Regions from separate parts of the Mus musculus genome. Here region 1 is linked to region 2. A link is a contact called in ENCODE Hi-C or POLR2A ChIA-PET data. All regions are on one chromosome and are shown on one strand. Each heading gives the region's core, a stretch centred on a gene start or an enhancer-like site at or near the end of the contact. The rest is flanking DNA. Distances are from core to core; before and after follow the strand shown.

Evidence for each region. A loop is a pair of places that touch in the nucleus more often than their neighbours do. ChIA-PET counts read pairs that join two places held with the same protein, here RNA polymerase II (POLR2A).
Region 1: a map of v-Abl transformed pro-B cells shows a loop between it and region 2 (5-fold over the local background). The contact joins the promoter of Zc3hc1 here to the promoter of Rbm28 in region 2. A Hi-C loop is called at or near these places in 1 of 37 maps with a recorded cell type or tissue (v-Abl transformed pro-B cells). POLR2A ChIA-PET finds 5 or more read pairs at or near these places in 1 of 5 experiments (embryonic stem cell).

The regions. Positions count from the first base shown.
Region 1 is chr6:30,389,232-30,392,330 of GRCm38, reverse strand. Zc3hc1 (zinc finger, C3HC type 1) reads left to right here and starts at 1,311. Exons shown (of 10, transcript NM_001311086.1): 1 at 1,311-1,474. The coding sequence starts at 1,329.
Region 2 is chr6:29,163,114-29,166,421 of GRCm38, reverse strand. It overlaps Rbm28 (RNA binding motif protein 28), which reads left to right and starts at 1,698. Exons shown (of 19, transcript NM_133925.2): 1 at 1,698-1,931. The coding sequence starts at 1,814.

The DNA of each region.
Region 1 (3,099 bases), core at 62-2,561, 1.2 Mb before region 2:
AAATGATTTAATTTTGTGAGTATACGTGTGTGCCTGAGCATAGATATGTACTCATGTTCATGCAGGTGCCTGGAAAAGCAAGAGGAGGGCATCAGATGCCCCGGCCCTGGAATTACAGGTGGTTATGAGCTATCCAACTTGAGTGCCAGAAATCAAACCAAGAGCACACAAGCTGAAAGTGCCCGTAACCACTGACTCGCCTCTCTAGCTCCCCACCTCCCCCTTTAAAAGAAACTTTTTAAAGGTTTATTGATTTAATGTGTACGAACGTTTTGCCTGTGTGTATGTATGTGCACCATGTGCCCCTTGGAGGTTGAAAGAAAGTCCTGGATCCCCAAGAACTGGAGAAGGGAGAGTTCTGAACAGCCACATAGATGCTGAGAACTGAATCTAGGTCCTCTGCAAGAACAGCAGATGCTCTTAACTGCTGAGTCTTCTCTCTGAGCCCCACTCCCTTTTAAAATGTAACCTAGGCTGACGCTGAACTTTGCAGGTAGGTCTGGCCTGGAGTTTCTAATACTCCTGCTACTATCCTTGAGTGGCAGAGGCATCAAACGTGGTTTCTCTCAAGACTCCGAAGCCAAATTTGGTGCTCAGTGGGCCTTCTTTGGAGCATGTATAGTCATAATTTTTAAATTATAGGAAGGGCATGGGGGTGTAGCTCCGTGGTAGAGTGCTTACCTAGTTTGTGTGAGGCTATGGGTTTGTTCCCCCAGCATTGACAACATCGCCTCATTTGTTCACTATTTTATCGACAGTTCCAGGTATATCAAGGCAATAGTTAAAAACATTTGCTAAAGAAGGGAGGATGGTGTCAAAGCCATAAACTTCCTCCACTAACCACACAATCCTAGGAAGGGTTTCAAGTTCCTTGTTCTCAGTTAAACACTGCCGTTTCCTTACCTGGAAAACAACGTAATTTAGGAGAGTCGGTATGGCTTTTATGAAAGTATGACTTCCTACTGAAGCTGGAGAGACATCACCTTTACAACTCTTTTTTTTTTTTTTTTTTTTTTTTTTTTGTGGTGGCACACGGCTTTAATCCTAGCATTCCGGAAGAAGAGGCAGGCGGATCTCTTGAATTCCAGGACTGCATAGTAAACTCTATATCAAAAAAGAAAACTCTTTGTTAATCTAAATATGCTAATTCATCAGACAAGCAAATAACTTAATCTTAAACGACGTAACCACTCTTAAATTCTTTTAGATAACCAAGAAAAGGTGGGGCTTGCCGTCACTATTTTGATAGGTCAGAGGGCGGAGCTTAACTCAGAACGTAAATTCCTGAGCCTAAACACGCGAGGGGACCCATTTACGGCCGGACCAAGATGGCGGCTACCAGTGAGGGGCCGCTGTTTGCTGCGAGTATTGAAAAGACTTGGGGTTCAGTCGTTCGTTCCCCTGAAGGGACACCCCAGAAAGTTCGGGAGCTGATAGATGAAGGAATTGTCCCGGAAGAGGGAGGCACAGAACCGTGAGTCATCTAGGCTGTGAGCGCTGGAGTGGCTTGGGGAGCAACCGCTTGGAGCAGGGGGCGGGGGACGCAACGGGTCCCTTCATCCGTGACTTGGTGGGCGAGGTAGAATTCTTCCTGAGCTCTGAAGAAGGCTGGCCTTCTCTGTTGCTCGGCTTCGGTAGCTTCTGGATGTACCTGATTCCGTATCACCAGCGAAATTTTGTAATAAACCTTTTTTTTTTTTTTTTTAAATTTATTTATTTTACATATGAGAATAGCATTGTCACTGTCTTCAGACACACCAGAAGAGGGCATTGAACCCAATTATAGATGGCTGTGAGCCACCATGTGGTTGCTGGGAATTGAACTCAGGACCTCTGGAAGAGCAGTCAGTGCTCTTAACCACTGAGCCATCTCTCCAGCCCTTTTTTTTTTTTTGAGAGAGAGAGAGAGAGGACGGTCTTAAAGGTATAGAGCAAATTACACGGGATTGTAAATGAAGCAATCACACAGTAAATAGTTAGCAAGATAGTAAAATGAAATTATGTGATAACATGTCGTTTCCCTCCTTCACTCCTTCCTTCCTTAATTAAATAGTTTATACTGGGCTGGGAATTAGATAGCTTAGCGTGCACTCAGCTCAAGATTTGATTTCTAGCACTTTATTAAACTGGTAGTGGTATCATACAACATTTATTTATTTATTTATTTATTCTTGGTTTTTCAAGACAGGGTTTCTCTGTGTAGCCCTGGCTGTCCTGGAACTCACTCTGTAGACCAGGCTGGCCTGGAACTCAGAAATCCACCTGCCTCTGCCTCCCAAGTGCTGAGATTTCAGGCATGCGCCACCATTGCCCGGCATCATACAACTCTTTTAAGTTCTTGGAACTCTCCGTGCCAGGCTAATTTGAGGCCCTGTGACCCGAGAGAGGTGTAGAGAAGAGGGAGAGGAGAAAAAGAGAGTTAATATCTAGTAGCATGTCTACAAACAATCATAATTTTGAATTAGTAATACCATGAATACTATTTCAAAATATAGTCAGCCTTAATGTGAATAAATTTTTTTCTCTTGGTGACAAATTCACAAATATTTTTCTTTCTTTCTCTTTCTTTTAAATGTATTCATTTGTTTTATGTATGTGAGTACACTGTAGCTGTCTTCGGACAAACCAGAAGAAGGCATCAAATCCCATTACAGATGGTTGTGAGCCACCATGTGGTTGCCAGGAGTTGAACTCAGGACCTGTCAGTGTTCTTAACTGCTAAGCCATCTGTCCAGCACTTTCTTTCTTTTTTTTTTTTTTTTTTTTTTTTTTTGGTTTTTCGAGACAGGGTTTCTCTGTCTAGTCCTGGCTGTCCTGGAACTCACTCTGTAGACCAGGCTGGCCTCGAACTCAGAAACCCGCCTGCCTCTGCCTCCCAAGTGCTGGGATTAAAGGCGTGCACCACCACACCCGGCTTTTCCAGCACTTTCTTGTTCTGTCCTGTTCTGTTCTTTTCTTTTCTTTCTTTCTTTTGTTGTTGTTGTTGTTGTTGTTGTTGTTGTTGTTTGAGACAGGATTTCTCTGTGTAACAGCCCTGGCTCTTGGGCCTATCCTGAAACCCACTTTGTACACCAGGCTGACCCAGGAACTCACAGAGAT
Region 2 (3,308 bases), core at 449-2,948:
GAGAAGGCTCAGTTTTACTGTGTATTCTGAGGGACACAGAACCCTGACTATGGGTATATGCTGCCCCCTGATGGATGTAGGGAAACAGTTTAGTCTTTGTCCTTTAAGGAAAAATTGGACTTAGGGTATTTAGAACGGTTGTTTGTTTGTTTGTTTGTTTGTTGAGGGGAGAGGAGGATTACAAATGGATATTAAATTCTTCCCCCTTTATCTACCACAGCTATGACTAGGTCCCCCAATACAAGTTTGTATTTGAGGATAGAATTTGATTCTTGGTTGTTGTTGTTTTCCGAAACAGGGTCTCTCTGTGTAGCCCTGGCTGTCCTGGAACTTGCTTTGTAGACCAGGTTGGCCTCGAACTCAGAGATCCGCCTGCCTCTGCCTCCCGAGTGCCGGGATTAAAGGCGTGCGCCACCACTGCCCCACTTAGAATTTGATTCTTGAGGAGGATGTGGAATTCCAAACCAATTTTGTTTAAAAGATTCTACTTCTTTTGCCCACTTTACTTTTTATGTAAGATAGGATCGACTTTATGGTAGCCTTGACAATCTGTTTTGTATTTCAGTGCCTTTTCTTCTGATTTATCTATTTAAAATATAACTGTGGTGGGGGTTCTTTTTCTAAAAGCACATATTAATTATTTGAAGCCTACTAGGACTTCATAAATTTCATGCTTAGCACATTCCTCCCACCACTACTACCTACACGTCATCCATCCATCCATCCATCCATCCATCCGTCCATCCATTATATTGAATGTGGATAACTCTTGGGGATTTTCACTGTGCCTTTCATCTTTTGTGGTGTTTTCTACCTACTGAGCTGTTGTAACTTAAAAGTAAAGACTTTAAAAGTGCCTAGGGTACTTTTTGCAGCTAGGCATTCTGCAAGCACAGCATTTTTCCATGTAAGACAGACAGTGAAGCCCACTGAGTGTTAAACACTGTGGGTAGCCTCCAGTCTGTCTGATAAACAGACATAAATGAAGATCTTCTGTCTCTGGGCAGCAGTGCATCCTAGGTCTGTGCATATAGCTGGGTGTTATGTTTGGCTTCCGTGTGCTCTGATGTGATCTTGCAGAGATTTTGTAAGATTTTAAAAATAAACGTCTGTCTCTCACTCTGGACTCTATTTTATATGACGGCAGGGACCATGTCTTTTTTTTTCGGCAATGAATTTTACTCCTAATATATAAGTAGGAGCTCAATCAGTAAGAATTGAAAATATGATTTCGTACGTAGTATTTGTTCTCTGGGGATTTTAGTAGATACAATTTGTCTCTGCGGCCAAGTGACAGTTTGTCTCATGTTTTCTGAGGACATGTGACTAGTTCAAATTATGTATGTTACATGCTTGTGTCTATGACGTTTTGCATATGTGTTTTTTTCCCCCCGCGTGATATGTGGCAACTCTTCAGAAAAAAACTTATTGAACACCCACTCTATGTCAGATGAGGGCAGGCTTAGGGGGAAAATGACTTCTGCCTGCTTTGGTGAATTTGGGGTCGAGTTCCTAAATGAAAGATTTTAAGAGAATTTTAAGCTGTTGATGTCAAGTTTCCCCCAGTGGCGGGGGCGGTGCTGGGACTGCACAGAGACCGTCGTTCAAGAAGCTCCGCCCCCAGGACGTCATTTTTCTTTTTCTTTCCGGAACTATTCCTTCCAGTCTGCGTTTCCTCCCGGACTCTTTTGAGCAAAGAGGACTTCCTGAATTTCCCGGCAACTCGGCACCGCCTTCCTGCCAGAGCTCATCCCAGCCCTCGCTCGCGCCGGCGTGAGGTGCTCGCAGCCTCACGCGCTTGTCTCTCGGTCTCATGGCCGGTCTGACTTTATTCGTGGGCCGTCTCCCGCCCTCGGCTCGCAGCGATCAGCTGGAAGAGCTGTTCAGTCAGGTGGGTCCGGTGAAGCAGTGCTTCGTGGTGACAGAGAAAGGTAAGGAGTGGGATGGTGCAGAGGGCATGTGCAAAGGTATGGGAACAACCCAATTTCAGGGAGCTCTATAGTTATGATCTGTTTGTTTTGAGACAGGGCTCTCACTCTTTAGCCCTAACTGGCCTCGGATTCGCTACCGGTAGCCCGTGTGCTTCTGCCTCCTGAATCCTCCGATTAATGACGTGAGCCATCCCAGCAAGTTCTTTGCTCTCTCCAGAAGTACGGGACCGGGAGCTAAGATTCTTTTCTAAACGGACTCAGCTGGAGATCGGCCAATAAGGTTGATTTATGAAAGGCAAAGCACTCACTTAACGTTTCCATTGCGTTTTCCCCTTTATTACGCGTGTTCAGGAGTTCAAACGCAGGCCCATTAGCTTGGAGTAATGGTAGTAATCCCAGCATCTGGGAAGGCTGTGGCAGGAGGATTGCTGGTAATTCGAGGACAGCCAGGTCTATATAATAGCGAGTTCAGGACAACTTGGATTACATAGCGAGACCCCGTCTTCAACAAACATCCCAAAGTAACGTTTAATAAAGCACCAGTGCGGCTTATTGAGATGGCTGCTAGGCCGGAAGAGTGCTTAGTTTGACATGGGTTAACTTACTTAATGTTCTCAACAATCTTATAGGACAAAGAGCCTTAACCCCATTTTTTTTAAATAAAGGAATATAATCTTTAAAGACATTAAATGGTCTGGAGTTGATCTGGCTAGTGAGAGGACTCAGTTTGATTAGCACGTTAGCACATCCTATGCATTCATCTGTTTATTTATTTATTACTTGTTGGATGCCAACTGTATTTTAGAACATTGCTGGCTGCCCTTAGGATACAACAGGTGTGTGACACTAAATCACTGACGCAGATTCTGTTCTCATACACTTATGGTTTGAAAGACAGCCAACAAATAGCCAAACTATATGTTGATAATGGTGATAAATTTATGCTAAGGAGAAAAGTCAAAAGAGGGAATGTGTGTGTGTAGATAGGGTGGCTAGGGAAGACCTGTTTGAGGAGAGTGAACTAAGAACTGGGGGGATAAAACAGTCTGAATTCAGGAAACAGCAACCTTGAGGATATTAAAGCAAGTATGTCCTTGTGTGAGAAGAGAGCTTGGTGGCCAGGGTGACGAGGAAGTGAATGAAGGTGTGACAGGAGATTCGATCACACTGAGTCCTCAGATTGTGGTGTTTACTAGAAAATCCTATTTCTAGTTGTGTGGCTCAGCTTCAGCACACACCTTTAATCCCAAACAATTGTAGAAGGAAGCACCCATGTTTGAAAGTAATATCTAATTGAGAGACAGATAAAATGAAAGACTTGGCAGAAGAATAAATTATGTCCAACTTTCACGAGTACATCGAGAAGAGATCTCAGGA